Linked DNA regions of Homo sapiens: region 2 is linked to region 1. A link is a loop called in an ENCODE intact Hi-C map of the cell type or tissue named here. Cell type or tissue: mammary epithelial cell. All regions are shown on one strand. Each heading gives the region's core, and the rest is flanking DNA. Links, peaks and the distances in the headings are about the cores only.

Region 1 (16,796 bases), core at 6,720-11,719:
ATGAAGTGGCAAACAGGTGTGTGATACCAAAAATATTTTGTTCCTTAATTTATTAATAAGAGTGGGTTTTCTATTATTATTCTTTAATTGTGTGTTCTTCATGTATTATATAATTTAGTACATAAATCACTAGTAGAATGTCAGATCATGTTATTCCTTCGCACAAAACCCTCTAGTTTTCTCCATCTCATTAGCAACACAGATTATGTTGGCTAGTGATTATCTTCTATTTTGATAATCTACTTTTAATTTTTTTATACTTCTTCAAGTCTGAGAGTGTTCTATACATGATAGCTTTGACTTTTAGTACAATCTGCCCTTTATTTCTTTTAAGGTCAGTTTCAATTCTGCAGTTGTGCTTCATTTTCCTGTGCTGTATAATAATAAATAATTATTGCCTTTATTTCCTTGACTTCTTTTGCAACCTTGCAACTGCTCCTTGTTACCTCTTAATTTTATCCAATTTTCTTACACTTTTTTTGCTCATTTCCCACCTTTACTTATGTTCTATTCTGAATGCAAATCAATTTTGTGAAAATTTTCTTCTGGATTCTATACAATCCTCAACTTGAATAATAGTGATAGAAACGGTAGCAGTAAAGTAACACGGGTACTCACCTTTTCTTAAAAATGTTTTATCTTCCATCACTATATTATACTAAGCCCATTATATCCATTGTTTCATTAATTATTTAAAACATCATTATATTATATTTATTATCCTCACTCTAGTGATGAATCATATAAATCTGAGGAAGGTCGAATACAAAACTTCCATAGTGGTGGAGGGTTGACTTATACATTTATCTGACTTTGGAATCTCTGCTCCTAAATTTTGTTTTAGACTACCATTAGGCTTAAGTTATGTTTGAAATTGGAACTTCTGAAAGTCTAACAATAGATTTGCTTGTAACCAAGAGAGCTTCAGTTTAAAAGAAGCTAAATATAAAATCCCTATGTGTCCTCTTTCTTTCTACTCATATATGGAATTTTCTTTCTCTCTCTAGATGAATACAGTTAGATTTTGGTCTTGAGCAAGTGTTAAATAAGATTATTTTGCCCTCCTCACTGAATTACTTAAACCTGAACACTAGAGATGTCATATTCTCCTGGTTATCTACTTGGTATAGCCTCTGAGTCATGGGCTAGATGGTAGAAGGACTTAGGGGTTCTCAGTTATTTTCTGACCAGATCGATGTTTCATGAAGCTAAACCACATTTTGAAGCATGAATTGATTTTTCCTCAACCCTGGTTCATCTAATTTACAATAAATTCAACAATTACTAGATTCTAGTGTAAATTTGTCATTCATGGTAGGGACTTCCTACCATGATCCTCACTGGCATTTTAATAAAGAATTTTGGAGACAACATATTAGAGACTACTAGGAAGAAGTGATTTTAAATCAGAAGTTGATTCTTTCTCCAAGGCTACGATTTAGTTTTATACTGCTTTGCTCTGTATAGACACCATTGTGTATATTATTTATGTGGATATGCTGTCTCTCCAACTAGATCATCGACAACTTCAGAGTATGGTTTGAACTCCCATTTCTCTTGGTTTCAGTGAGTAAACAGTTTCATAATTTGCATGAAGTAAGCATTCAGTGATACCTTGGGGGGGAGGATTCTCTTTTTTCCATTCTTAATATTTCTGAAATTCCTATTGAATTCATATTATTCAATTTCTATAAAATTAAGAATACAGAATGAATTCAAAAATATTCTCTATAGTTCAGGGTTTTAATGGAATAGAAGAGAGGAAAAAATGTCCAGTGAAAAAGCTCTTTGTAAATTAGATACAAAACTAGCCATTTGACATAATAGCCAGAATGCCTGGCCTAAAATTGTTATCATCTAAAATATGTTGAAATAATAATTGTCAAGAAAGAAAATATTTGGTACTTTAAAATATTCATATTATTCAATAATATTCATGTCTGACTTATTCAGCTGCATGCTTGTTGTTTTTTCAAATCATGTGTAATAATCCAAGTTTGGGAAATATGAAAAAAACATTATTTTTCCAATTGACACTGTTTTGGACATGATGAAATGCTACTTAATGTACTTGTCAAATGAATAGAAAGCGCAAAATTGTGAACTGATAATATCATAGTCTGTCCTCATTTCTAAGATATTTACTATTGATGTTTCATAGGCAAAAATCTCATTAAAGAACTCATTGTTTTGGATTGAGTTCATCTGGAAAATCACATACACTGTGACCTATTTATAAAATAATTTAGCTGCGAGTGATGATTGCTGTTTGCCAGTGATAATGGAAAGACAGCATTTCTTTGGTATTTTGCCAACTTTTAAGTCATATTAGAAAAATTTACAATAGTCAATCATTTCTTTCAAACTAGAAATATAGGAGGCTTCATACATAAGTAATAAGATCAAACTTCTGAATTTGGAAATTAAGAACTGTTATAAATTATTAATAATTTGTGTGTGAAAAAAGATGTCTATGATATGTGAGCAGTGCTGAGACATTTAGATAACTAAAATTCATTCATAAGTAGGTTACCATAACCTCAAAAGTATTTCTACACATAGTAAAGAGACAAAAATACTCTAGGAATTAAGTCTTAATATATCCTGGTAACCTGGTAAGTTTCACATTCTACATGAGAAAGAATGACTCTCACAAGGCTGATTAGAGGTACTAACCAAAACACTTTTATGAGACTTAAAACAAGCTAATTGTGGATTCTTTTCACATTCCACATTTTAAACTTCCAGACTCAGACCAGGCTGGAGCAGAAAAAATAGAATTAGGGTGAGAGGATTACACTTTAGGGAGAAACCTAAGTCTTGTATTTGTAGTCTCCATGTCTTTACATATTTATGTGGAAGTCACATATGATTTCAGTATCTACATCAATAAGTAGAATTTATTATTTTCAGATATATTTAGTGTTTATTGATATTACAAATAGTTATTATCTGAGTTATGTACCCTTTTATTTATATCAGGAATCAATTATTTAACAGAAAGAAAGAAGTCACTTGTTTAAAAAATGTTCCCTGACTCACAATATTCTGTAATAATATGATGTGTTATCTGTGGAAGGCTAAACCTTCCCTGGAAGAAGAAGCTGTAAGAAATAATCTGCCTAATGGAGATCACAACTTCAGTGCCCAATAGGTGACCAAATTTCAGTGGCCTTATAATGAACCCATCATTCCCTCTGCCATGCTACCTTCTCTCTTCACTATTATAGTGAATTGATGTCTCCACAGAGTCAGTCAGCAGTCCAGAATTTTGAGTTATTCTAGGCACATAATTTCACCAAATCATGTAAATTGCACATTTTCACTTCTTATGAATCTGTCCCCTCATATCATCCCTATAGTAGAGTGTTTGTCCATGCCCTCATCATCTCTTTGGGCTAATGAAATGTCCTTCTAATCATCCATCAGTCATTCTACTACTCTGCCTAATGGCTCCATGTCATCAGCTGACAAAGTAGAACATCATAAAACTGGCCATAAAAGGTCCATAAGATCCTACATAATTTGGCCCCTGTCTGCTTCTTTCATCTGATTTTTTTTCCAGCCTCTAACTTTGAACACTAACTGCAGCCATTTCAAATGTCATAGTTTCCTAATCACAGCAGTCTGGTTCCTGACTCTTTTCTCTCTCTCTCTCTTTTTTTTTTTTTTTTTTGAGACTGAGTCTTGCTCTGTCACCAGGCTGGAGTACAGTGGCCCGATCTCGGCTCACTGCAACCTCCACCTCCCGGGTTCAAGCTATTCTCCTGCCTCAGCCTCCCAAGTAGCTGGGATTACAGGCACCCACTACCACGCCCAGCTAATTTTTGTATTTTTTAGTAGAGACGGGGTTTCACCATGTTGGCCAGGATGGTCTCGATCTCTTGACCTCGTGATCTGCACACCTCGGACTCCCAAAGTGCCTCTGTTCATGTTGTTCTTTGCCGAAAGTTATCTCTACTCCCCACCTTCCTTCACAATGCCCGTCTCTGGCTGGGAGACACATACAGTCAACATTTGTCAACATTCAGCTCAAATGGATAAAACTGACCATTCTTTCTTATGCATCTTGTGTACATACAGTCTTTCCTCAGCAGCTGTAGCACTTTACTGCATATGCCTTTCTAGTTGTCTATTTTTCCAGGTTGAAATGAAAGCCTTTCAAGTGTAGATCCTCTGTTTTATTCATTTTTGTCATCTTCAAAATTTGCAAAGTTTTAGAAAAATAGTAGATGCGTTAAAAACGCTTACTGAATTGATGGATAAAGTAACAAAAGTCAATACCTGGGTTTTCAATAGGTATTTCAGGTGGAAGTCATATTTTCTGATGAGTGTTAAGAGACATTGTCTGGAAAATAAAAAATAGAAACTTTGTTTAAAATTGGGTGGGAAAACTTATATTACCTTTAGCACAAACATTTATCACAAATTGTTTTGCCCATGATACTATCGTAGGCATGGTATAAAAAGGATTATTGTTGACATAATTTTAAAAACATCTCAGAAGGGTGCCTTATAAAGTTTGTATAACTTGATAGACTACAAACATATCTGAAAGTCTTAGAACTCCAAAGAATTCATGATAAATTAACCAAACCTCTCAAAGGCTGATCATTATATAAAACTACTCTTAATTCAAACCGTAAGTTGCAAAGGGATTCATAAGCAGATAATGGCATATATTAACATCAAGAAATATTAAGTATGGCATATCTTGTAGAGAATTGCATTTGGAATTAATGGCTTATATTTATAATAGATGGGGTTGTCTCTGACACCAAACCTCTGCATTTTTCTTTCCTAAGCTTCTCTTACTGCTCCAGCTTTATCTATGCTTAGGGAGAAGACATGCAATTTGAGCAGAAATTCTTCTGAGCTTCGCTGTTCAAAAATTATTTTCCCAAACATTATTGACTTTACCTTCTTATTTGTCTTGAAAACTCCTGACTTAAATTGAATCATAAGTCACACAACTCAGAAACGCAACATTAAAACAAACACCATTATTTTTACAGTAGCTGCATTCTCATTTTTCTACATTATCACTTTAGTTGGAGTCCCTCTGTCAGTTCAAAGACAAAATGCATAGAATATGTAAAAGTCAGTGAAAGGGGAGGAAAATAATAACTAAAGATTTGGGCAATGGCAGTGGTTTTTTTTTTTTGAGACGGAGTGTCGCTGTCGCCCAGGCTGGAGTGCAGTGGCGCGATCTCCGCTCACTGCAGGCTCCGCCCCCCGGGGTTCACGTCATTCTCCTGCCTCAGCATCCGGAGTAGCTGGGACTACAGGCGCCCGCCACCACGCCCGGCTAATGTTTTGTATTTTTAGTAGAGACGGGGTTTCACCGTGTTAGCCAGGATGGTCTCGATCTCCTGACCTCATGATCCGCCCACCTCGGCGTCCCAAAGTGCTGGGATTACAGGCGTGAGCCACCGCGCCCGGCCAATGGCAGTGTCTTTATATAAAACCTGAAACTATTAGTACCACCAAGAATGCACCCACTTCAGCACTTTGTTTTTGGATATTGTATCTATTTTATAGAAAAAACCACTGGGAAGTAGTGAAGGTGAGTGATTTGCTCAACTTCTAAGAGGAAGTTGAGTCATAAAAGAGAAGGGCTGAAATCAAAGCCCTTGCCATCCAGTGCTTGATTTTTTTGATGATCCAATACGGTGTTCTGAGGAGGGCAGGCAGGGAAGCATTGTATCCCCAAAAGTAAAGTTCTACAGTGGCCTTTATGAGGCTGAGAATGTCTCTGTGATCCAATACGGTGTTCTGAGGAGGGCAGGCAGGGAAGCATTGTATCCCCAAAAGTAAAGTTCTACAGTGGCCTTTATGAAGCTGAGAATGTCTCTGTGTTAGATACCCTTTGAGAAAAATAAGGGGTGAAGGGTCAGAACATAATGGAAGTGGAATAAGCACTGATTCAGAGTTAGATACTTGGTTTTAGTCATGGCTATGGGATTAAATATTTGTGTGATGGTTGCCAAGTGTTTGAACTTCTGTTTTTAGTTTCCTTACCACAGACAAAATAGCACTGGGAGATGGCATCACCCCAGACTGTAATCCACTGCCCTGGGATTGGAGGGAGGGATGGAGGAGTAAAGTCTGAAGCTAGGCTGTCCCAGACATGTTTCCTCTACCCTTGCTACAGCAGAACTTTTGCTTTGCCCTGAATTAACCCTCTGGACCCCTGCAACTGCACACTGGCCATCAAATATCTGCTAGGGGGCAGGCAATGGCAGGGGTAAGACAAGAACAGAATGAAAGCCTCCTTCTCTCACTCTCTTCTCACAGCCTTGGCTTGCCTCTCTGTGCCCCAGGTAGCAGTGACTTAAAAGGTGCAACAACCCTCCACCAACCCAGCAAAGTCCTTTGTGTCCCAAGGATATCCTGCTTTTTGAAAAACTTCCCATATTTGAGGTGTATGTGTGTTTCTCTCCCTTTCTCTCTGTTCCCCCCACCCCTGGGTAGATTTATTTTGGAGAAAGGAAACTACAGACCTTGTTTGTATGTTATACAACAGAAATCTATAGTGGAATCATGTAATTACCTATAAAACGAAAATTTGTATTAGATTATGTCTAAAATCCTTTCTAGTCCTAGCCATTCTATGATTTTATGGAGTGAAGATGGATGTTTTTAGGGGGAAGGGTGGCAGAGAAGGGCAATGGAAAAACACAATAGTTAATGAAAGAAAATGTCCTTTGTAAATTTCAGGCAGACCTGATTTTAGTCCTGCCACTGATGACTAGAATGGCCTTAGGTGAATTATTTAGCCTCTCAGAACTTCAGTTTCTTTAGTTTTGAAACAGGATAATATATACTATCACAGAGTTTTAGAAAGAATTAGATGAGATAATATATGTAAATATATAATAACTTCACAAAATCATTACCCAACATAGTCACTAAAAACAATTTTAGCTCACATTTTTATTTATTTTTAAACTTAATTTTATTTTATTATTATTTTTAAATTAATTATTATTTTTTTTTTTGAGATGAGGTCTCACTCTGTTACCCAAGCTGGAGTACAGTGGCGTGATCTCAGCTTACTGCAACCTCCACATCCTGGGTTCAAGTGATTCTCCTGCCTCAGCCTCCCAAGTAGCTGAGACTACAGGCACATGCCACCATGCCCGGCTAATTTTTGTATTTTTAATAGAGATGGGTTTCACTGTGTTGGCCAGGCTGGTCTTGAACTCCTGACCTTGTGATCCGCCCGCCTAGGCCTCCTAAAGTGCTGGGATTACAAGCGTGAGCCACCGCACTTGGCCAATTTTATTTTATTTTAAGTTCTGGGAAACGTGTGCAGGATGTGCAGGTTTGTTACATAGGTAAACGTGCGCAATGGTGGTTTGCTGCACCTATCAACCCATCACCTAGGTATTGAGCCCTGCATGCATTAGCTATTTATCCTGATGCTCTCCCTCCCCAACTCTGATGGGCCCCAGTGTGTGTTGTTCCCCTCCCTGTGTCCATGTGTTCTCATTGTTCAGCTCCCACTTATAAGTGAGAATGTGTGGTATTTTGTTTTCTGTTTCTATGTTAGTTTGTTGAGGATAATGGCTTCTAGCTCCATCTCTGTCCCGCAAGAGACATGATCTCATTCCTTTATATGGCTGCATGGTGTATATGTGCCATTTCTTTATCCAGTCAATCACTGATGGGCATATGGGTTGATCCCATGTCTTTGCTATCGTAAATTTAGCTGATATGTTATATCAGCCTTTACTTTAGAGATTTATGACCTGTACCTCCCACACTACATTTTCTACTGGTTCAGCTCACAACAACCTTAACTGCAGATACACCCAAACTCCCAGTTTAGCTACGCAATAAGTCTGTTCTTCCAAATAATACATGCATACATTTAGATATAAGAATGAAGTAGGATATGTTCATTTGTTGTCAATCAAGTTTTCCAATTTGAATTTACACTCCTGTATTTATGATATACCATTTATTTTCAGGGAGTTTCAGAAACAAGTAGGAGATGGTTACCTTCGAAGTATTAAAATTGTTTTACAAAGAGCTTAAGTGACATATGCAAACCCAAAATCACAAAATGAATCGGGAAAACAAGTCCTTGAAAATGTAATAACCAGCAGCAGAGATTTTTTTAAATGAATGTTAGAATGTTCTGGAAAGTGTTAGCAGCTCTTCAAATATGTCTGAATAACTTTGAAGAATGGATAATTATTAACAGAATTTGCCTGTTAAAAGTACAATAGCTTCCACAGTCCCAGTGAATGGACAGTTTTTACAATCAACTGAAAAATACTGAGATTTGACATTTGAGAACTCAATCAGAAAGTAGTCTTGGAACAAATATAAAATATCTTACCTGGATACTTTCCAAATATGCATAAATTCTAGAAGTTGATTCAGATAAAACTGACTGTGGTCCTCTTCATGCTGTAGACAGCAGAATATATTAATATTTATTGAGTGAATAGGAATGAGTACCAGATAAAAATAGGTCCGTAACTTCCTGCTGTCATTTTATTCACCTATTTTGATAAACCTCATTCATCGCTTTTATATTCTGTCTGAAAGACCTTAAAAGGCTCTCCTTAACTATATAAGCCTTTTCAAAAGTAAAACAGAAAGCTTGGCTTTTGTTGAGAATAAACCTGAAAGATAGTTGAAAAACATCGTGGCATCAGCAAGGTCAAACATTAAATTCTTCTACTAAGTATGAAGGCAGATTTTTTGCCACCAGTTCTCCCACATACATGCACATTTTGTTTTCACATTTAGGCCATGAGTGCCATGGCAGTGTAAAGCCTGACATTTTGCCAGATGGGCGGGCAGACACATAATCAACTCCTTCATTTTTCAGCTTCACCACATCTTGCCGCCAAAATGTCAGTGTAAGAGAGTTTTCCATTCCATGAGCACTAAATTATGCTAATTAATGACAATTACTGGTAGGTATAAATGTTAGGAGTTGGCATTTTGTTTTCTTCCTACATAAGCATGAACTACTTATCTTAAAATATCATGCCTATGGCCCATATGTGTGTGCTCACACACACACGCACACACACACGCATACCTTAACTTCTTGACCAGCTCTCCTGCAACAGGGCATTCATGAAAACCCTTTGCAAGTATGCAGAGAATGCAGTATGTCTCAACATAATTGCACTATTTCACCACACGGTGGCATTAAGGTTGAGATCTGAGTGGGTCCCTTAATGCCTAGGGTGTATGTAATCTTGTGTGTCAGTACACACACAATCTATTTTTAAAACTGACTATTAGAAATTCGGACAGAAAACATCAGAAGGAAAACCTTCATATGGCCCAATGTCAAAGGTAAATTAATTTTTATATTGGTTTGTTTTGTGAAGAGGAAGAAGGAAGCTAAGTTAGGTGGAAAGAATAAGGTCACTGTTATAAAACAATATTTTGACTACATGCTGTGAAAAAGAAACACTATGTAGAATGACTGAGAAACGAAGATGTGAGTCTTACTTTCTAGAAATTTACATATAGAGTCACTGGGACAGCTAAAATAAAAAGTGTGATGGTGACAAGACAATTTTTTTCTGCGACAGAGAAAGCTAAACTGTAGTCATGAAAAGTACAGTAAAAGAAGAGGGAAAATAGGAAAGTGAAAAACAGTAAAAATAAGTAAGATTTGAACTGTAATATTTGGCACTTGTCTTCTTTCAGAAGTTAAAACCAAAGCAAGAATATAAAGAATATACTTAGTTACATCTTTCTATGAAGCATAATCATATTCATTTAAAAACCAATTTATTTGGTTTCCAGAAATATTTTCGGTATTAGTCATAGTACCTTTTGCTAGAAAAATTTTTTAATTTAAATACCTTCATAGGCTGGAGGAAAAATAACTTTGTAAGATACATGTATTGGAAACTTTTTTTGTCACAATTATTAACAGATCTTGAAAAAAAACAAAAGCTGGAGGAAAATTCCTGTAATTGTCCATGAAAGATAGTGTGCACTTAACTTTTCCTTAAAGCTGAGGCCATACCTTGGCCTTAAGGAAAAAGGAAAAAGTTAAAATTTTTTTTTCTCATACAAAAATCTATTGCTGTAAATGTTCGTGAATGTTCCCCTGAGCTATAAGAAAATCTTGATTTTATGATTCTACAACGTTGGCATACTTTTGACCAAATTTGAGATAGACAAAAAGGGAAACCAATTTAAAAATATTAAGTTATTCATAGCTAATCAAGGTAGCAGCTTTAAAATTTTGAAACCTTGGATGATTTCTAAAGATCATCAACCTGCTTTTTATTATTTATTTATTTTTTTTTGAGACAGAGTCTTGCTCTGTCGCTCAGGCTGGAGTGCCATGGTGTGATCTCGGCTCACTACAACCTCCACCTCCCGGGTTCAAGCGATTCTTGTGCCTCAGCATCCTGAGTAGCTGGGATTATAGGTACACAACACCAGGTTTGGCTATTTTTGTATAGATGGGGTTTCACTATGTTGGCCAGGCTGGTCTCAAACTTCTGACCTCAGGTGATCTGCCCACCTCGGCCTCCCAAAGTGCTGGGATTAGAGGCCTAAGCCACTGCTCCTGGCCTGCTTTTTTTTTTTTTTAGAACAACTTTCTTGTTCTCTTGAAATGAGGATTAAATTATACTATTTCAGTATAATATTATCAAGTTTAAAATAAAAATATTATCTAAGATGAATTGAGCTTTGCACAATTAGAAAGCTCTAAAGTATCTACTGCGAGGTAATGGTATCAATAAATTTAATATAATGATGATAGTCATATTCCTAGTATTATGTGAAAAAAATACTATCAAGACAATTTTACAGTTTTATTAGAAAGATTATAATTGTTCATAAATGTTTTACTTACAGCTGAAATCCTGAAAATCACAGAGAATTTTGACACCATTATAAAAAATAAAACTGAGAGAACATTTGCTATCTTCTTATGATGTATATATAAAATTAAATATACAAATCAAGGGTTACTTATGTAAAATAGGGCAATTCAGATAATGAAGATGAGACACAAGTTGATAAACTGTTTCAGTTATATTAAGTTAATCAATAAATCATATACATCTTAGAAAGAAAATTTTATAAAGCTTACCTCAAAACCAAACCAGTTTACTTTTACTTTCTTGTTACATATAGAAATTTCAATTAAGACTAAAATTTATCCTGCTCTATGAGTATGAAAGCTTACAAGAAAAATTGTGATATATTAAAATTGTTGATATATCAACAAAAGTCATGATACTGCAGTGTATATACTGTTTTGACATAACACACAAATGTCCATCTCTCTCAATATTTCCAACACAGTGAGTAAATTTCTAAATGTTTTAATGCAAATTAATGTTAATAATGTTTTAGAATTTTTAATTGTAAAGGGCCAAAATAGCACACAGTGAAACATCCAATTTTATGACGTCAATAGCTACTGCTTAGGTAGTCATACTAAGTGCAGGCACTGACTTAAGCTCTTCATTTATATTTCTCAGTTGAGTTCTCATAATAACCACATTAAGTAAGAACTGTTATTATTCACATTTTTTGATGAAGAAATTAAACAGAGATTTAACAATTTGCCTAAAAGTGAACATTTGAAATACAGCAATATGAAACCAGAATTTTTGCTTTTTTATAGAAGGCCAAATGAACAAATTTAATATTCCTCGTTTCTAACGATCAGAGCTAGGCCTATGTGCTCCAGGATTTAGACAGAAAAACAAGCACTATCACTAGCCCCTCTTACCCATCTGCATTAGGTGGTTCTCTCAACTTTTAGAGCTGGCCATATTTTCTTTCAGAGTACATATCTCCATAGGACTTCATTATATATATTTGTTTATTGTCTGTCTCTCAACTAGGATGTGAACTCTACATTTTAGAAAAGGCAAGTACTATGAACGGCATGTAACAAGTTTTATTTGTTAAATTAATCAATTGTTACTAGATTGTATATACTGTATAAAGTACTTATCCCAGTTCCTGGAAGTAAATCCTTAAAGTTTTAATAAAATGTAATATCTTCCCCTTTGAAATGTAATGCGAAAAAAAAAATCCTGAAACTATCAAGACTTGGACCAGGCACAGTGGCTCATGCCTGTAATCCCAGCACTTTGTGGGGCTGAGGCAGGTGGATCACGAGGTCAGGAGTTTGAGACCAGCCTAACCAACATGGTGAAACCCGTCTCTACTAAAAATACAAAAATTAGCCAGGCATGGTGGCACGTGCCTGCAATCCCAGCTACTCAGGAGGCTGAGGCAGGAGAATCACTTGAACCCGGGAGGCGGAGGTTGCAGTGAGCCAAGATCACGCCACTGCACTCCAGCCTGGGCAACAGAGCGAGACTCCGTCTCAAAAAAAAAAAAAAAAAAAAGAATCAAGACTTAGAGAGATGGGGATACGGAATGCCTTTTTCATATTCTGCATGGAAGTTACCCCTGCTTTTTAATTGGAAATCAGTGTCAGTTGCATCCCCTGAATCCCTGAGGGCTGAGATCTTATTGCTATTGCTCACTACTCTACGCATTAGTGTAGGGCCTAATACACAGCAGTTACATAGCAAATACTTATTGCATAAATGGAGGATATACAAATATACAAATACATTTGCCATCAGGTGTATTATCCATTATTTTATTATTATTATTATTATTTTGAGACAGAGTCTCGCTCTGTCACCCAGGCTGGAGTGCAGTAGCGCGATCTCAGCTCACTGCAACCGCTGCCTCTCGGGTTCAAGTATTATCCATTTTAAACAACAGCATCAATATTAGCAAAAGTTGTGGATGAGAAAAGGCATTTATACTCTTTGCCTATGAGTTGCTGAATTATCCAAGAATTGGTGATATTTACTGTAGGATGGATAAGCTTGTAAGTTGAACCATGAAGCATCAAAAAGAACTATGTAACTTAATTCCCACTGTGATTCAAATGGCATATTAAAAAACTGGCATTTCTGATGAGAACTACACATTATACACCCAGAGATAACAATATGCTTGTCCCTGGACATGACAACAACGGTGATGACAGCAATATGATTATCTCACCTTTTTTTCTCAACATTGAGGGTAATTTGAAGAATCTTAAGTTTAATATTGACGGAGTCAGCTACACTATGTAACTGCGCTTGCTGACATTACCATATAGTGTGATCTGTAGCCACATAGTTTTGCTCTGATCTCATCACCCTTATTTACTAGCTGTGCAACTTTGGATGATTTAAATAATCTCTTAACTTTTCAGTTCTTTTATTTTTATAGGATAGAAAAATAGTTGTATTTATTACTTCTTTGCTCTTGGGTTACTGTCAATTAATTCATTTAAAGGACTAAGAACATCACTTGGCACCTAATATATACCATCATAATATAATATATAACCATATATAATATGGTTAGTTATTAATCACCGATCATGCCCCAGACTTTGAGCTACATGGATATTGCTGTGGAAAAAAATTACACACACACACACACACACACACACACACGTGGATGCATGAAGCTAGAATTTTTGACCAATTACCTTGAAACACACATCCAAAACCTTTGAGAATATACTGCAAATTCTGAGTATATTTCCCATTTAAGTTGGTAGGAATGCATGGGCTCTGAAGACCCACTGACTGTGCTCAAATCTGTACTTCTCTGCTCGTCAGTTTCATGATTTTAATCTTGGGAAAGTCTTGATACCTCCCTGTGATTCCGTTTCCTTATTTTTAATAGTGTTTACCTTATAGAATTATTGAAAAGATTAAATGTGATAGAAATGTTAAAGTCTCAGACATGTATGTATGCCCTATATCAGAATAATAGAGTTACAAGAGTTTTTAAACAGACCTTAATTTACATGAGTCTGAAATGTTAGTGATTTGTTAATTACTACCGATAAGTTATTATTTTAGCAGCATCCAAATTAGAATCATACATTTTATCTTCTTCCCCCATGCTCCAATGAACTATGATGATTTCAGCTTTTTTTTTCTCAACATTGAGGGCAATTTGAAGAATCTTAAGTTTAATATTGACAGGGTCAGTTGCACTTTATAACATTTTTTTTCCTGGAGATTTCAGATGTATAGCCTTGGAGCTGTCAACAGCAGCTAAGTTGAGCACAAGATCCAAAAGATATTTCTAAACAACTGTCTTTTGGCCTCATTATGTTATGTTCCACATTGATATGTTGCAACCTAATGTACTACCTGAAATTTTCTTATGATGAAACACTTCATACTAGAAAAAAAAGAAAACATCCACTGGAAATCTGTTACTTAATATAAATGACAGGGTGAGAGGATTTTTGCTTAAAGCAAGTAATTTGAAGATTCTACAGATAAAAACTGCCATAATACCAAAGTTCACTGCATACTGTGCAGTTTGAATTGGAAGTAACTCACAACATGACACAGGGAATAAAATTCGCATCTAACAGCATGAAACTGTATCGTCAAAGCACAGTCATCCTTTTCTAGGTAGCTTTATTATATATATTATGAAAGTTTATCTGTCCTAATTTAAGCTGTGTTGACATAAACAGTCTTCACAGAAAACAAGTTATTTTTTTGCCTTCAGTGATTCCCCTTTACATTTTCTATTTCATTTACTTCTAAGAAGATATGTGAAAAGTATAAATACGATAACCTTAATAAGTGTCTCACAGATGATTTTTGAAAGAAACCAACAGATTTGTTATACTCAGTGTATTAGTCAGCCTGGGCTGCTATAACAAAATACCAGAGACCGGGTGGCTTAAACAACATACATTTATTTCTCTTCGTTCTATAGGCTGCAAAGTTTATAATCAGGGTCAGAGCCCTTTTCCTGTGTGCAGACAGCTTCCTTCTTGCTGTGTCCTAACCTAGTGAGAGGAAAGAGAAAGAGAGAGTGATAGAAAGAGAGGGAGAGGGAGGGAGAAAGAAGAAGACAGAGAGAACGCTCTAAACACTTTTTATAAGGGCACTTACCACCTCATCATAAGGGCTCTGCTTTTATGACCTCATCTAAACCTAAATACCTCCCAAAGACCTCACTTCCTAATACTATCACCCAGGGCCTCAACTTATGAATTTTGGGGGGACACAGACATTCAGTCCATAACACTAAGATTGCAGTAATGTGTTCATGTTATTGCATCAGTTCAAATCATTAACAGGTATTTATATTTAGATAAGATATTTCATCATGTTTCAATGAATATATTTAAATAAACATGTATTAATTAAGCTATATAATTCCAAGTTGGCAATAGTTCAAAAATTAGAAATATTGTCCTTAAAACTGTCAGTTTGCCAATTGAAACCAATGCTAAGAAAGTCTTACCTTTCGAGATAGCTTTCCTGGAGCTTCCCTACTTTTCTGCAGGTGGAGCTGAATAACAGATTTATCTTTTTGAAACATTTTGTGGCTCCCCAAACAGTGGTCGCTGAAGGAGGAAAAAATGAACACAATCATATCCTCCCATAATATTCCCAAATACATGTTTTCCTCTCTGACTTCATTTTCTTTTATTTTTGGAACTTAGTTTGGTAAAAACTGAGTGTGTGCGTGTGTGTGCGTGTGTGTGTGTGTGTGTGTGTGTGAATATATATGCATTACATATTTTTGTGTATAAATGAATAATATGACAGGAAATATAGATATATAGATATAAATGATGAAATGTGAAATTTTTATGTGCATTAATAAGTTAGAAAATGATTAAATGATTAGACACCTTTAGAATTATCACAATAAATTTTAACAAATAAGACTTTGCATATTCTAAGTTAGTTTTACCCAGCCATCTCAGGGTTCAAAGCTGATGACAGCATGCTTCTGGGTGGTCTAACTGATGCCATTATGTCTGTGTGGAGACCTTGTCTCAAGAAAGCATTGGGATGTGGTGAAAATGTCACGAGCTTTAGAGACAGATTTACTAGCTCGATGACCTTAGGAAGGCCAATTAAACTAAAACTATCTGAAACCCAATATTTTCTCTTTTAGAGTTGGAATAGTAATGTCTACATCAAAGGGTTAGCAAGCAGAATAAACAAAAGAATTATACCTATTTCAGAAATTTCTACTGGCACTGTTATATTTCTTTGTCTTCCTTCCTTTCTCTTTCTTTTTTTGCCTATAAATATTTATCAAGCACAAATTAACTGAAGAGCACAATGAATTACTATTTTGCAACATTTTTCTTATAAATACAATTTGATTCTTCTGTGAAATGAAGGGCTTCTACTATATAAGTCCCTTTACAGCTTTAAATTTTGGTATCTCTGGTGACTTTTAGTCATTGAGAAAAGGATGAGTTATGTTAATGCACATTGTTTAAAGGACCTTAAATATGAAGGATTTCAGGAGGAAAAAAGTATATTAGATACTTGTAATCCTTAAGATGATAATTTTACTTATATGGAAAATTCAGTAAATAGTTGGCATAGCTTGTTGCCAACAATGCCAGACAAATAGACCATTAATCTGTAAAATGAATTAACAAAAATGTATAGAATTATGTAGAATAATTATATAGAATTTACTATACTATATAGTAAATTCTTTTTAAATGTTTCTATTTTAACGTTGTTTTTAATACTTAAAAAACTTAGTACCTATCTGCTAGCCAAAATGGTGAATGTTAGTATGTTCATGACATATGTTCAGTGCCTATTCCTATCCCAACTGTTAGTCTAATCTAGATTCTTGTCCCTGGGGTATCCATAGGGCTCTTACACTGTTCGCTGAGTTGTTTTCACAGCCAATCTAGACAAAAGTCATGGCCACTGCTTTTCTTCACTTGTTCTTGGAACTACTGA
Region 2 (16,796 bases), core at 4,747-9,746, 180 kb after region 1:
GCTTTCAAGTGTTAGTGTTTTGGATCATTATTCTCATTGTTAGATTTGATTATTTATTTTGGAATTTTTAATTTCAGGCTCAGTGGAGTAGGACTTTTCACTTTCTGTAAACTGTGCATATCTTTTAGCTTTTTGGTTGACTGCACTCAATTGTTTAGGAATTCTAGTGCAGAATGAAATCTTAGATTAGCAATTCTGATTTCCTGTCCAACAGTGATACTAGAAAACTTTGCATCTTCATATAATTTTCAGTAGCAGCAGAACATGGCAATTTTATCTGGCTTCATTTCATAAGAAATAATTTAAGGAATTGCATGGCTTGAAATAATGAGCTCAGTTCCCACCCTTGTCTTGCACTTCTTTTGTTTTTTGACTACCTGATATCTTTATAATTTTTAACTTTTTATAATTTATCCATTACTGTTACATGTATGGTAGTGTCTTGGAGTATAATATACAGTTAACTTGACTGAAAGTGCATGCTGCCTAATGTTTCATTGTTGTTTGAAGATATAGTGGAGTCATAATTTACATGGATGTTAGGTCCTAAAAAACAGCATGCGTTTTCATGAGTTACATGCAATTACAATTCAATGCCATTCTACGTATTGTGTAATATTGGAAGGGACTTCCTTATTTATCTTTGTATCACCAGTGCATAGCTGGTGTTGAGCCAATGAAGCAATAATTTTTTTTTTATTTGCAACGTTCTCTTTTGTTTCTCCTAATATAGGCAGAAGTTGACATTCTTTTACTTGAAAAGTAAATATTTCATTTTTTAAACCTGTGGGAATAAATTTTCTCTTTCCTAAAGATAGTGATAGTTTCTCATAACATGGAGACTATGAATTATTGTTTTAGATAGGCGATAATTTTGAGTAAAAAGTATTGTAAGTGCTAAATATTTTTCTATGCAAAATATAGCATGTGACAATGGAGAAAGTTAATTAACTATTTTTGAGATTTTCCAGGGGAGACTCTTGAACTAAGTTTAGAAAGACGCGTTTATAACTTCCAGGCAGAGAGAACAAAATTTGCCAAGGCAGGAAGTTATGAAATAGCATTACAAATTTGAGCAATGTACTTCTGACTTTGATAAGTCAGATGTAGAAGTTTTCAAAGGGTATCCATGAACAATAAAGTTGAAGAGAAAGTCTGAGATAAATTCATGGAGACCTTTGTGTGCTGTGAAAAAGTGCTTGACATTTATCCAGTAGGCAATTGCAAGGCTTTAAAAAGAGGACTCTTAATGAAATTTACGGGATAGAAAGCTACTTGATGGCAATGTGGAAAATGGATTGGAAAAGAGCTGGGCTGTAGTAGTTCAGGAGCTGAGACATATGGAAAGGTACTAGTGAGAATCAAGAGAAGATCACGTTTTTTTCTTTTCACGTATCAAAACAAATGAAATTACATATTTTATGAGCTATCAGGAATTTATGGTGAAGAAAAAAGATATTTCCTTTACAATTCTGTCAAGCCTGACTATTCTTTGTTTTCCTTAATGGGCCTCAACACCAAAAGATCCGTGATAAGAAAACATGACCTGGGTACCAGCAGCAATGACAATATCAATAATAAATATGACCATTTCTTTAGCAATTAATGTTTCCCAAGGATTTTAGTAAGTGCTTTACATATATAGCTCTGCCATTTACTACCTAGATGACCTCACCTGTAAAATTGGGACATGAGTAGCATTTACCTCACAGGCTATAGTGGCACTTAAACTGGTTTACAAAAGTAAAATGAAAAGAGTACACCATACATGGTATGCATTATACAAGTGTTTAGTGCTACTATGGTTATAATGTTCTGATTTGTTCATATGGGACTGTCTGTTCTCCCTCTACCTCCCCTCGAAGCTCATTAGTTCAATCAATTTGAGATTGCAAATGAAATAATGAATCACATTTTTGTATAAACTTTAAAATGTATAATAACAAGTAGAAACTTCTAATCACACTCCTATCCAGAAACCTGAATACATAAATTTAGTTCTTTTGAAGTTTATATTACAAAATAAGCTTGATTGGTTAGTTCAGTTAGTTAGATCATGGCGGTAATAAAGATTTTATAACAAAATAAAACCAAAATATTGAAACAAAAGAGGACAATGTAATAAGCACTCATATATTAATATCTTTCACTCAGCAGTGTCTAATAATTATGTCATTTCTTTAAATATTGTTTGAGGAGAGGTTAAACACCCCAGAATTGAAGCCTTCCTTGACTAAACCCAGTCCTATAGTTTGCTATTCTGAGATGTAATCACTCTCATGAATCCAGTGCTTACTAACCTGATAAATGCTTTCAAATTTTTACAATATATTTCTGTTTCCTTTGCATAGATGTTCTGTAAATATGTGTAATATTGCAAGCTAAAAATTTTATATAAATATTATTAGACTATTTAACTTTATGTAATTTGTTTCTGTGATCCAATATTGAAGTGAAGGTTTAATACGGGACTCTAATTTAGCCACCTCCACTACCTCTGCCCCACGACTCTGTACCTCTTTCATTCTTTACTGTTTCTCTACATTGTGTGTCATTAAGAAAAAAAAGATAGATTATTCTTTTTTTCATATAGTCTATATTCCCTTACTATAACATAGATTGTAAGAATAGTCTGTACTTCTTTTCATTCTTTTTTGTTTCTCTACATTGTGTATCATTTAAAAATAAACAGATCAATTATTTTATTCATATAGTGTATATTCCCTTACTATAACAGATTATAAGAATCCAGAAATTGTGTATGTTTTGTTAATTGTCCTCAGCACTTAGAATACCTAGCACACAATAGCACATCAATAAATACTTGTTAAATGTTTGCATAAAATTCTTTTGCAGCTGTAAAATATTTTAGTAAGTTTTAGCATTTTTTTGTTCTATTTGTGAGAATTTTGGTGTTTTTTTCTTGCTTTCTCACTTTTATTATCAACAAGGAAGGGATAAATATGTTTATACATGTCTTGTGAACATGTGCAAGACATAAGAAAATGAAGATTTTTCCCCCTTAATATGAAACTGTAAGAAATACAGTTTGAAAGGGCTGGAAAGGGCAAAAGTGGATGAACATTCTGTCACTGCATGGCAGAAGAGCAAAAGAGAGCAAACCCACTTCCTCACATTTTTAAATAAGATCCTTAATTCCGTCTATGATTACACTTTCCTCATGATTTAACTACCTCCTAAAGGCCTCACTTATTTGCCATTACATTGGCAATCAAATTTCAACATATGAATTTTAGCGGACACATTCAGATCATAGCAATAGGTCATTATACAATTTTTACATATCACCTGAATATTCATCTAGATTTTAATTGTTAATATGACATTATTGCCTTTTAAGCTCTAATATGTTTAGAAATTTGATTTAACATAGTGAATAAATATTCCCATGCATAAACTATTACAGATAATTCTGAATTTTTAATTCATAGAAATAAAATTTTTTACTTAAAAAGTCTGAATATATTTAGAGTTGCTTTATTGAGAATATTCCCAACATGCTCAGAAAATTATATTGATTTACTTTTCTATACCACAAAATTCTATGAAGAAACAATTTGGTGCAAACAAAGTAGAAATATGGTGATAACAAACATTAACGAGACAAGGGTTTGCTTTGAATGAGGCCACTGATAACCTTATGGAATTTTCCATCTAGGGCCAAGGCTTGATTGCTAGAAAAGGCATGAATTTAATCATGGATGAAGCAATAATAGAATTATCAGTTATCTCATTAAAATATTTCTGAATACACAGCAATTTAATTTTTAATATCAAGTGCATTGAATAGTTCTTACTATTTTACTTGACCTCTTTAGCATTATTACGTAGTTCATCACTCTTAATTTTTGACAGCTCTTTTTTCTCTGACTCCTTTCTTTTAGAAATATATAGCTAAAATAGAAATATTTGAAAAGAGGAAAACCTGAAGATCAGTAATCTAAATTAACAGCAAAATATAATCAAAGAAAACAAAAGAAGAAAAATAATAAAGGTAAGAGAATAAATTAGTGGAAGTAAGTGAATAAATTGAGAAAATTATTAATGAATTAAATTAATGAAATAGACAACACAAACTAGTAAACATTAAATAAGGCAAAGTTTGGTTCAAAAAAAGGCACTAAAACTTAATAAGCCTCCAGATCACTAGATCTGGAAAAAGAGAGAAAAGAAAACATTTTTAAATTAACATCAAGAGCATAAAAGGAGACATCACCAAATATTATTCATTTATAAAGAGAATTGTATGAACAAGTATAGGTTAATAAATTCGGAAATTTAGATAAAATATGCACATTTATTTAAATATAGAACTTAACCAAAACAGAAATAAAAAGAGTTGGGAAAATCTTGATTTAAAAACTGTTACAGAATGAAACCATAATGTGAGATCTTCAAATTCAAAAATTTCAAGACATTTCCAGTGAATTGCACTGAATATTTAAGGAAAAAAATGTATCAAACTTAAAGACTTTCATAGAGTAGAAAAAGAGGGACAGCTTTTAAACTCATTAATGAGAGCAGCAAAACCTTGGTACAATATCCTGACAATGACTTTTCAAGAAGTAAACATCATAGGCTCCTTTTCTTTAAAACAGAAATGCAAATATTTTACACAAAATATTTTTAAAAACTCTCATCATACTATGTTTAAAAGCATAATATATAAATGAGAAAGTTGGGTTTATATTGGGCAATCAAATTTTTTTTTGTTTTAACTAGGAGTGGAGAGAAACTTTCTTTATAAAATGTTTATGTGAAAACCTATTGCCAGTCTCATATCTAATGTTGACACATTGATAGTTTTGTCTGTAACATATTGAATAAATGAAGACTACATGATTTTCATTCATCATTGTACTGAGTGTCCTGGCCAGTAAAATAAGACAAAAAAGTAAATAAAAAATACAGAGTTGTAAGTATTAAACAAAATAATATATTCAATAATAAAAACAATATACCTTTGTATGTAGACTCTAAAGGTGATAATTATAATTGAAAGACAGTATATCAAAGTTTATGGATACCAGACAATATAAAAGTTTGCTGTATTTTCATACTTTAGCATTGAATAATTGGAAAATGCAATTTATTAGAGATAATCTTGCAATATTGAAAGATACAACTCTGCATACCTAATCAGTTAAAGATTCATTTAAAAATACTCTGAGCAACAAAGGCTGATTAAATTTCAATCTACAAACAAAATTCAATTCAAGGTGTGTTCATAATGCCCTTTATTAAAAACACTAAATGGATCAACGTGATCCTAGTAAATGTGTCAGTTGAGGAAAATAGCTCAAAGCAAAATGACTAAGAGTTTGGCTCACCCAAGAAAGCCTGATGACTTTAGACAGAGCCTTGTCATGAAAATAATTGTGGGTGTTTCTCTTGGCACATTTCCAACACTTAGACAAATAAAATGGACAAAAGTTCAATAATGTTTGAGAGGATTATACTGCCAAGCACAACCAGCCCGAATTAAGAGTGTCTCTTCAAGATGTATAATGGCCTAAGTTTCCTACGTGTCTGCTCACAAGAGGCATTGCTCTTCAGATGTAGCTGAGGAGAAAAAAACAAAACAAAACAAAAAACCCACAATATCCAGAGAATAAAATCAAAAGAATAAGGACTGGGAGGCAACTCCCAGGAAACAAGCCTAAGAGTCTAAGGAACACTCCTTATCATCAAGAAAAGCTCTCTTGCAAAATTGCCAGCAGGAATTCACAGTCACTATGGATCTGTGTCCCTTGCTTGTTTTTGACAGAAGGGTTGGTTGGGATTATTATTAGAACTATACTTCTGAAATTGTTATGTCATCGTATGCACTTAAGTTTGGTAATTTAAACATAGAAACAGTTTCACATGGTCTGTTCTCATTTTACTTCTTTGGAATTTATGGTGGTATATTAGTCTGAGTTAAATGCAGAAAGCAGATGCACTTTATGTATTCCAAGAAGTATTGGCTGTAACACAGGAAATTAGAGGTTTGTGCATCCATTGAACTGGACTGGGGAGTAAAGGTCAGAAAAATTGCTGCTAGAGGCTATAAAAATTACATTGCAGGCCATGTTTTCAGCTGCCTACAACCCTCAAATGTGAAATTTGCAGAACCCCCATACAAAATGTTATTACCTTGAACAATCTTGGGAAAACCTGCAGATCCCAGGTGCCCGTAAGCACTGAGATGCATGATTTACAGAAATTGTTTTGGATATTGCTGCAAACCTCCCATTTGCTACTTAGCCATATCCCTTGTTTGCAACTGTCATCAGAAAAAAAGCCTTCCGTCTTTTCTTCTCAGATCTCAACTGAGATCCTCCCATTGTCAGATTTTGACCTAGGACCATCTTGGAAAGGGATTCTTCTGTGATTCAGAGGTGAAGGTAAGGAGTGAAGTCGGATGCGGAGTTGATGCAGGCAAGTCAATAGACAAAAGAACACATCCGATGTAATGAGGAGACATATTTAATTATTTTGGAATGTTTTGCTAGTTGGAATTCTTAGCTGTTGACAATTATAAATATCGTCCTGAAACAAGTAATTTATTTAATATAAACAGAAACCATCAATGTAATAATCTCTTTTGATGTGAAAATATTTTGTTATTTTGATATATACTCAACCACTCTACAATTTGTTATCAAGGACAACCAAAGGAAGTCCAAAAAAGAGGCAAATACACAATGAGAAAAAATTTTGTGTGTGAATGTAACAGACAAGCCACCATAATTTGGGTAGCAAATTTTAAGAGTGAAACCTTAATGCTTGCCAAATCTCTGGTTGATTGACTTAGTCATAGTGCTGTTTTAAAACAGCTCATAGATTTTAAAAAATATAAATAGGAAAATCACTATTTAACATGATTGCAACAGTTGCTTTTGAAATCCTTTGTTTGTTTTCAGAATAGTAAAAACTTTAGGTTTTGCTTTGGAAAAACTGAAGGTTTTTAACATTTGAGTTAAAGATTTGTATGTATAGAGTAATGTCACCATCTTGTGGTCTTTTAAGATATTGCTGCTAAGAATATTGAGTTAGTATCCATGAATAACATGAAGGCACTATCTTTTAGTACTTTTCTCTCAGTAAGATCAAATATATATAAAACCAATGAATCAACATTTTTTAACGCTTATATAATGAACAACTGCTTTAGAACTTATTTAATTATGATATTCTGTTTTTGAAAATATCTATTAAATGGAAGGCTTTTATTTAGTAAGTTGAATTCCACTTACAAATCTTATTTGCTTGTTCATTTATTTATGATTATTGTCTGCCTCTCCCATAAAAATGTAAGTTACATGAAAAGAGGAATTTTTATCTTGTTCACAGCTGAATTCTAGAGAAAAGAACAGTGCCGGGCACATAGCTGACCTAACAAATACTTAATGAATCAGTGAATATAGATGTGAATGAATGGATTCTATCTGTTATAAATATTTTAAGACAAATTAGTTCCAGAATTTTCTTGGTTTTGTAACAAACCACACAAATTAAAACACAGTTTTGTTTAAACCAATCAAATGGGTAAGCTCCGAGAGATACTGGTGTTTGGTTTTGTGTTTTATCAAAGATATTGTAAGGGGACCTAGCTGGATGTTATATGATCAGCTTGATTTTGTTCTAATTCGCTACATTAGTGCATATGTAGGTTTGTAAGTTAATTAATTTGGCTCACTATGGCTGATGCAATGTGGTGGAAAAGGGGTAGCCTTTGAAGTCAGTCAAGCTAACGTTCACTTCTAGCTCTGCCAGAAATGTGTTTTGGGGAAATGAAAGTTTCTCAGCATTTATTTCCTTTTCTGATACTGGAGAAAATAATAACCTCCCTCGTAGCATGTATATAACTAGAAATATTAACTTTTACCATTTTGAATGTTTAATTATTCTAAACCACATTTTGCCTCCACAAGTGGATCAGTTACCAAACATTTAAAGGTGAATCTATTTCATGTTAGGCATAATCAGGGAAAGAACAAACATGTAAGACATAGTATTCCTTTTCAAAAGCTAATAGTCAATGGCTGTTGAATCAAAAATCTTATGAAAAGCAAATTACTATTCCTTTGATTTGAAGCTCCAGTTCTCCAGTTAAGTCCGAGCCCTGACATTGATTAAAATGAATTTGTACTAATATGATAATTATGGAAATCTTGTAATATATTTTGTTTCAGGTGGATTCACCACAGTTAGCTTCAATTCTGTCTTCCATCACATTCAGCATAGAGGGAGGGAGGAGAGGGAAAGTAATGGGGTAATAATCTTCATTTGTAGATTCTTTCTAGCTTCTGGGGTCTGGCAGATAGTTAAAGAGAACTCTTTCCGGGCCTTCAGGAGGGATATCTGCTGGGTCCCTCTCCCCTGAAATTGCCTGATGTGGCTGATGATTTGTGACCCATTCCTCAGCCCCTAGGTATCAAGAGTCACAGCTCCAGCTTCCTTCTGCTCCCCAGTATGCAAGACTGTCATCCCTGGGAAACATTTATGTAACACGTCTGAAAACTCCTAGGGTGCAGAACTATCCCATGGCAATGGTATTCCTTGGATCTGCCACTGAAACATTCCTTGTTCTCTAGATTTTCCAGGTAGGAGTCATACACCCAATTCAAAGGTGAAGCAAAAGCCCTCACCAAAGAAAACTTCTTTGTGAAATTGCTTTGATTATTTTATTTTCTCAGAATAGGTGAGGGGGTTCACCTATAGGTGAACAGACTGGTCTTCGAACCAAGTGTCATAGCTATTCTTTGGAAAATTATATTTTGGTCTGGCAATTTGTGTCATAATTTCATATCTATTGCAACTTGTGCTTTAGTGCAAAGTCATATTTGAACACTCAGTAAAAAGAATACTATATAAAATCATATTTCAACATTTTCTGATCTGCTATAACAAACTAAGCTTTGGGAAACTTTAATGCCCCAGTAAACAAACCAGCCATGTCAATGTTACGTCACTCTACAAGATCCAAATAAAATTGTGTTTAAGGGATACAATTAATATTTACTTTCATTCTTTAGTAATATTTATCAATATCACTGTATCTGCAACTGAAGTTTGATTTTTACTTAAATGATTTCATACACCATATTAAATATATCTTATATGCAAAAAAATCACGTCACTGTTCATTTGAAAGAACAGATGTATTATACAAGATTATCAGAGGTCAAGTAGAGAAAACATATCTGATGTTTTTGAGACTGTCCGCTGCATAAGTGGACACTTAGTGGTAAATCAAGTAGCAGGGATGAGAAAATTTTGTGTGAAATGTAGTGTTATAAATTAAATTACAGAATAAAAATAAAAGGGCTTAATCAGAGACATTTATAAGTACAATGAGTCATTAAACTGCCAAGTGTCTGAAAGAGCCAAGACTGCAAAGACATCTTTTGTTCTTTTTATAGAATTCTCCAAGGATAGATTTCATTGAAGAGATTTTAGAAGAAAACAAATCAATAGACTTTTAAAATTCCAAAGTAATTCTTTGGCTGAATTAATATGGCTGTCTTTTTAAGAATTTAAGGCAAAAGATAAGGTGACTTAATTAAATGACCCCAAGTTTTCAAAATAATAAATATGAACAAACACTGAAACCATCTTTATTGTCATCATAGGGCCATCTTTTTTTTTCTCTTGTGGCTTTTTCATATTGATCCAAATATAATTTAAGGCAGCTGCACTAAATTTAGGCTGCACTAAATTTTTTTATGTGTATATTTTTTCTGATAATTAGGCCCATAAATGAGGTTAAAAGGAAATTAGGTAATAGAAAATTTTAGACTGGAGTAAGTCCTATTAGGTAAGGTCTACTTATTTTAACAAAACCAAATTAACCCTCTCGTAGTCCCTGTTAGTGTAAAAGGCCCTAAAGTAAAAACATGATATTTATGGAGTGTTACTATGAAAATCAACATGAAAAAATAAAAAATTAGCATATTCAGTTGTACAACAACTAAGTTTGATTAGTCAGGGGGCAGCTGTCTGAGCTCTTGCAAATGAAAGTATTTTATGGTTGAACACTAACATTTACAAATGGGTCGTTCAAGTCATCTTTCATATTTAAGAGAGGATCTGTTATTTCTTAGCATAGGAAAATCCCAATACTTGTTTAAGAAGTAAAAAAATTAGTTCTCTCAGGACAACTACTCTTAAAATCAAGCTACCCTTTCAAAGAACAAAATTATAATCTGTTAATGGTAGCAAAGACCTCACATAATACAGTTATGACTGTTTAATGGTCAGGTTTAAAACTAGTGCTGGACAATTATAACACAAATGTGTTCAATTACTTGTTACAGAATATGGTTATGCAGCCTATATTCTGACCTTACAGAAGTAGGGAAAGCATAGAGTTTCTTGCCTTAATTAAGATAAAATGGAGGTTGGAGAGTCCACATGAGATCACGCTTCATGTCTGTGAGCTACAACAATATGTACCTTTCCAATAGAAAAATGTAATGGCTAGAGGAATGTAGATGAGGTCACTAGCTATAGTCCCCAGTATATTTTACTTGCCATAAATTGTAAAATCTTCTGTGGGTGAGTTTAAAATGTGTGACAATAGTTTCCTGCGATCATGCGCAGTCTATAACCTTTATCCTAGAAACCCAGCCTTCTTTCATAGCTGTCTCACTTTCTGGAATCACTGCTTTCTTTCCTTTGTTTCAAAGAAGAAATTGTAAGTTTTTACAGGTAGCTACAATTCTTATAGGAACCTTCCTCGATCACAAGCTTTATGTCATCACTGCTTCATTACTTTAACTGACCCGTAGTTTCCCCCCATCTGATTTTCAACTCCACTCCAAATAATACATGTATATTGTTTTCAGATTAAGTTCTGTTACCAGGCTACTACTGTTGCAAAAATCCTGCCTAACAGTCACAGAATCTCATTGAAATAAAACAGTAAGGAATTATCATTAATGTCTGCAGACTTACATCTAGTAGGTAGCTGTTTCTCAGGCTGTATGTCTGCTTGGAATTGGGTCCTCACTGCTACTAATGTGTTAATTCTGTGGTCCAATCTAAAGGGGCACAACTATTTTCTCATTACAAAGTCAGAGATGCAAGAGAGCAAAATCCAATGTACAAGCTCATTTCACGTCTTTTCTTTGGCCAAAGCAAATCTTATGACTAACTTTAACATCAATGGGCAGCAAATATTTCCTGAATAATCCGGATGATCAGAGATTTCTTGTTCTAATTACTATTGATATATACAAAATTCCTCGAAAAATTAGTGATTAAAAAACTATTTGTTTTGTGCACGATTTTATAGGTCACACATTTGGAAAAGCCTTGCCTGCAGTGTTCATGTTTTTGGTATCTGAGTCGCTGTAGTCAGATGGTAGCTGAGGCTGCAGTATTTTAGAGCCCACTATGCTAGATACATATCCAAGATGACTCATTTGTATGACTGGCCATTAATCTTGGCTGTTGGCTAAAAATTTGGGCAGTTAACTGAGGAGCTTCCTTTCCAGCGTAGAAGCCACGGGATAGTGAGACTTCTTACATGGCAGAGTCCAAGCAGAGTGAGAGGGAATTGTAGCGAGAGTGGAAAAGTTCGGAACAAAAAGTGCCTCTATCGCCTTGTGATTGGATATTGGAGTTCTCCAGGCTTAACGGGTATTTAAAGCTGTCTTTTTTGTGTATGGAGATATTTTCAGATTTTTGGAGGTTCTCTAGTGTCAGAAACATTCTTATAGTTTTAAAGGGCAATGCATAGCCTCTGGAATGCTCTTTTCCTATCTTACTTCCAGTGATTCTCTTCTGTAGGCTGAGGACACTTTCTCTGGAAGAAAAACCTCCTAAATGACCTCTAGACAACCTCCCATAAAGTCCAAATAAGGTCTACAGGAAACAATACCTCTGACATGCAGATGTTGGACAACACAGCTGGATTCCATTGTAACTACGTTTAATCACTCTGTTGACTCCAGAGAAAACTTTCCTCTAATTCTCAGGCATGAGTTAAATACAAATATTTAATGTATTCTCCAAACGTCAAGCTTCTGGTCCCGTTGTCTCAGGATTTTGTTCTCTAATTTCCAAGTCCTCTGGCACCTGTGAATTCCAACCTGTTGTCTCCTCAGACCAATAAGACCACTCATCTCTGTTTGTGCCACTAGAATGGAACAAACTGGAAGGTCGCCTCAAGGACAAATGTGGATCAATGTGGAGCCTATTGTATGTTTCTTTTGTTTCAAGCATTACAGTCACTCTCTTTCCTGACTCCATTTCCTAATTGCTCCCCAGTGTCATCAAGTAGTTATGTGCCCCCCTCTGCTTCTGTAATTGTTATTAAATTGAAAATCAGTTAGATTCAAACTACTCCATCATACACAAAAGTAAAAGCTAAACACTTATATCCTGTTATCTGTCCTTTGGTATTACCTAGGTAACAACTCAAGACTCTATTTTTTTTGGCAACTACAGTATACTTAGTGTTTAAGTTGGCACTAACATTTGCTTATCTCTAGGATATCCTCATTTTTCTCTTTCAAAATTATTGCTTTTGTTTGTTAACAATGTTATATTTTCATTATATTTTATTTGGCACTATAGTTTCTTCAATGGAGAGAGTTGTTTGGATAATTCTTAGTCTGCTGGATACTGGAAATGAAATGCTAAGTCCACTTTTCCATACTCATTCCAGAATTGTGATGCTAAAAATTAAATACAAGCATGTTATCCTCTGTTTGAACTTTATCATAACCTTCCCATTTCCTAAATTCTAAACTCCTCAAATGGCATACGCTGCCACACTTGAAAAGAATTGGATCCTTCCGGCCTTCTCAAATTCATTTTGACCGACTCTCTTTTCTTCTTTTTCAACAGCACAAAATTGCTTTTAGCCTAGACATCCCAAGCTACTTCATAGCCCAATGCCTTACTTTTGTTGCCTCATTTTCCAGGAGAACTTTACAGTTTTCACCGTCTGCTTCAGTTGATAAAGCTACTCCTTTCAAGTACTAATTCTAGGAAGCGTTTCTTGACACCTTTCCAATACACACACACACACACACACACACACACACACACACACATCTCTATCATCATATTCAGTACAATTATAGATCCTGTGCCATGGTGCCATGGAGTTTCTGGTCTCTTTTATAGCATATGTTCCTTCTTCAACTAGATTTTATACACCTTAAAATTCTAAGATGTTTCTTTTATAGTCTGCTACATATTAGAAGATTCTGTGCTTATAGTGGGGCATCATTCAGTGCTTTTTGGATTTACTTACAACTGTATTATACATAAACCAAAATACTATTTGCCTTTAAATATCAGAATTGAAGCAATATTGTCTGATAATAATTCAGTCATTGGTCTTATCTTTTAAAATTCTCTTGCTTATACTGACAAATAAACCACTCATATCTATGTATATTAAACATGAAAATTATTATTTTTTAATGGAATAGATGTATTAGTCAGTTCTCACACTGCTAATGAAGACATACCCAAGACTGTGTAATTTATAAAGAAAAAGAGTTTAATGGACTCACAGTTCCACATGGCTGGAGAGGCCTCAATCATGGTTGAAGGCAAAGGAGAAGAAAGGCACATCTTACATGATAGCAGGCAAGAGAGCTTGTGCAGGGGAACGCCCATTTATAAAACCATCAGATCTCATGAGACTTATTCACTAGAAGAATAGTATCGGAGAACACCAACTCTCCCGTGATTCAGTTATTTCCACGTGGCCCCACCCTTGACACATGGGGATTATTACAATTCAAGGTGAGATTTGGGTGGGGACACAGCCAAACCATATCAATACTGAACTGAGAAATATAGCACAGCATAATCATCATCAATTCTTTTTATCATCAATGCTGGGCTAATCTAGAGGACAATTAAACATTCAGCTGTCTGATTAAAATATTTTGTAAAATATTTACCACGTACAAATATAATTTAAAAAGAAATATTACCTGTCCAATGTATATATTTATGGTCCTAAAGGAGACTTTAGAAGAGGTGAGAGTATCTACATAGATGAATAATTTAATTGCTTTATGATTACACAGAACTTACCTTTATCTTGTTTAACCCATATTCTCTGTTTTCATAGATTATCACTAGATATACATTGGGAAATTTATGCCACTCTCGCAAATTTAAACTACTTTAGTTATCTCATGTTGTATTCAACACAGAAAGGGTTACTTTTAGAACATGGTTTAATATCAATATCTATATGAATTATTTTAAACATTGTTATTCTCATGTATATTCTCTATAATTTTTGGTTCCCATGTATCTCTTGTGCATAATTTTTCTTTATTTATTTTTCTTTATTTATTTATTTGAGGTGGAGTTTTGCTCTTGTTGCCCAGGCTGGAGTGCAGTGGGGTGATCTCGGCTTACCGCAAGCTCTGCCTCCCACGTTCAAGCGATTCTCCTGCCTCAGCTTCTCAAGTAGCTGGGAATACAGGCAGGCACCACCACACCTCGCTAATTTTGTATTTTTAGTAGAGATGGGGTTTCTCCATGTTGGTCAGGCTGGTCTTGAACTCCCAACCTCAGGTGATCTGCCCGCCTTGGCCTCCCAAAGTGCTGGGATTAAAGGCATGAGCCACCGTGCCCAGCAAATAATTTTTAAAATAAAGCAAATATTTTGGAATATGGGTTGACTGAATTATTTCAATCATGACCGCATTTTGCATATTTATTAAATATTTCCAAACTTTGCCCCAATAGCTTTACATTCAGAATGCATAAATGTAACATATTTATCTTATGTTCTTTCATGGTGATTATACCCTATTTAACTTTTTCATCTGGTACTTCTACTTGATGAATCCTATGGTAGTTTGCTCTTATCTAATTTCTGATTGTGCATCTTTCTCACCAATATTCTTGATCCATTTTTGTCATTATGGTTCCATTTTAGTTGCTTAGACTATCTGTCTAAGCTTCCAATACTCATTAGTATCTAATTTATTCTATTGTTACACATAGTTCAGACATTTTTACACTTTTTAAAACTTGAAAACTTCTATTAAGTGATTTTATGCTATAATAATCAGTTCTTATAAATAGTTACCTCCTTTTTTGTAAATTACAAGCAAATATGTCATATGCTTGCACTGATAGGATGGAATAATTGTGTGAAATGTATGTCCATTTAAATTTGGGTAAAATAAGCTAGTTTTATATAGAAAGGTTTTTACACTTCTATAAATGTGGTTTTTTTTCCACTAACAATGCCAGGTTCTTAATTTTAAATATTAGAAATAAGTGCTTTTTCAGTAGTTTTATTTCGTTTTATCTGTAAAATGTCTCTTTCCCACTAGTTCCCATCCAACCCGTGTTTCTGCTTGATATTTCATTAGACAAATATAATACAAAGTCATGGATGTAGTAAACATGCTTATTTTTTCACTAAAACCTCAATTTCTAAAATGAAAGATGAAGGAAATTATGTGAAAATTTTAGTAGAGCCATTATTTTATTTTATTTCTACTCCATGTGCCTCTTTTTAACCCCAAAATACCTCATAAGGTTAAGCTGAACAATTTTCACTTATGTAAAAAACCATGCAGGCATTTAATAAAAATGTATAACTTGAAAATTTTAAATTTGAAAGTGAAAATAGATATGATCTAGAGCAAGATGACAGCATGTGATGTCTTGAAAATGGTGCAGGGATGTAAAATTAAAACCAAACAGCTAGTTTTCAGAATTATACGTTCACGGACTTTACATGATATGTCGTACATTAATAATGATAAAATAGCTATGCAAGCCAAATAAAAGTATAGCTCAGTTAAACTCCTTTGATTACAAATTTTGATTAGTACATTGGAATGGAAAATAGAAACCACAAAGATAAAGGTATGAAATTTGATATGAACATTTAAAACATTTGTATTCATTAAAATATTATGGATTAGAGATATGTGATAAGAAACTCAAATCAGGAATATGAGATATAAAATGAAAAATATGTAGTCATTGCAGGCACATTCTCAGTAGGATTTGATGTTAGGTATCTGACTAAATGAACTGAAACTCTTTTCAGACACATGTTATAAAACAAGTTCATCTACAAGTAATTTAATTTACATATGTGAAAAAGCTCCGCAGTGCTCTGTGTGGCATTAGGTGTCTTAGTCATATCACAAAAGCAATTAGATCATACTGAAAACCAGCTGTGCATCAAGTAGATTGCTTTTATCTAAGTGATAAAAACCTTGTAGAGTGTGAACAATACGGGGTATAAAATGTAACATTTTAATGAACGGCGTAAAAGATGAATAGAATGAACAAGAGAAACGGCACATTTGCAGGGGACATGTACAGCTGGAGGAAGGGAAAAGGAAAGTGAGAAATGTTTGTACTGGGTTGAAATAAAACGTTCACCTGTACTGACTTTTAATCAGAAAGATTTCAACATCATTTAATTAACTTATCAAATATATAATCTCAATTTATAGTTTAGCCACTCTGGGCAAATTCAGAGTTTATAGATCATATTCTGAAAGAAGGCATACATAAGGTTATCAATATTTATTCTTTACTAGCGAAGTTTTTGCAGTACAGAAGGAATGAAGGCAGAGGCATAGATGAAGAGTAAGAGAGAATTGAATTATTTTGAAGGACACTCCTGACCAAAAAAAGGCAAGTTCAGGCAGGTCTGCTCATATCATTTAGACCAAGTGCTATCATATTGTCATCACTTAATAAAAGTTGGATGAATGAATGGATAGATGGGATACATTTACCTGAGTAGAAGTACGTTGAAAGCCAAGAAAGAG

What was found. Hi-C counts contacts between places; a loop is a spot of excess contacts. Peaks named below come from ENCODE experiments on the same cell type or tissue, not always from the same donor. Only the 100,000 strongest peaks of a DNase experiment are listed, where the experiment ranks them.
Region 2: a loop joins it to region 1, with 14 times the contacts of the local background. A loop is called at or near these places in 15 of 110 quality-filtered maps.

Annotation. Positions count from the first base shown.
Region 1 is chr12:18,312,587-18,329,382 of GRCh38, reverse strand. It overlaps PIK3C2G (phosphatidylinositol-4-phosphate 3-kinase catalytic subunit type 2 gamma), which reads right to left. Exons shown (of 33, transcript NM_001288772.2): 6 at 15,319-15,421; 7 at 8,351-8,421; 8 at 4,285-4,348. Among named protein-coding and RNA genes, the nearest start is that of PIK3C2G, 59 kb to the right of the region's middle. RefSeq lists a silencer at 9,054-9,348. In mammary epithelial cell, for the core only: a CTCF peak has its summit at 9,160; a DNase peak (open chromatin) is centred at 9,152; H3K27ac peaks cover 368 bases.
Region 2 is chr12:18,130,403-18,147,198 of GRCh38, reverse strand. No RefSeq gene overlaps it. Among named protein-coding and RNA genes, the nearest start is that of RERGL, 49 kb to the right of the region's middle. In mammary epithelial cell, for the core only: a CTCF peak has its summit at 7,017 (motif pointing left); a DNase peak (open chromatin) is centred at 5,358.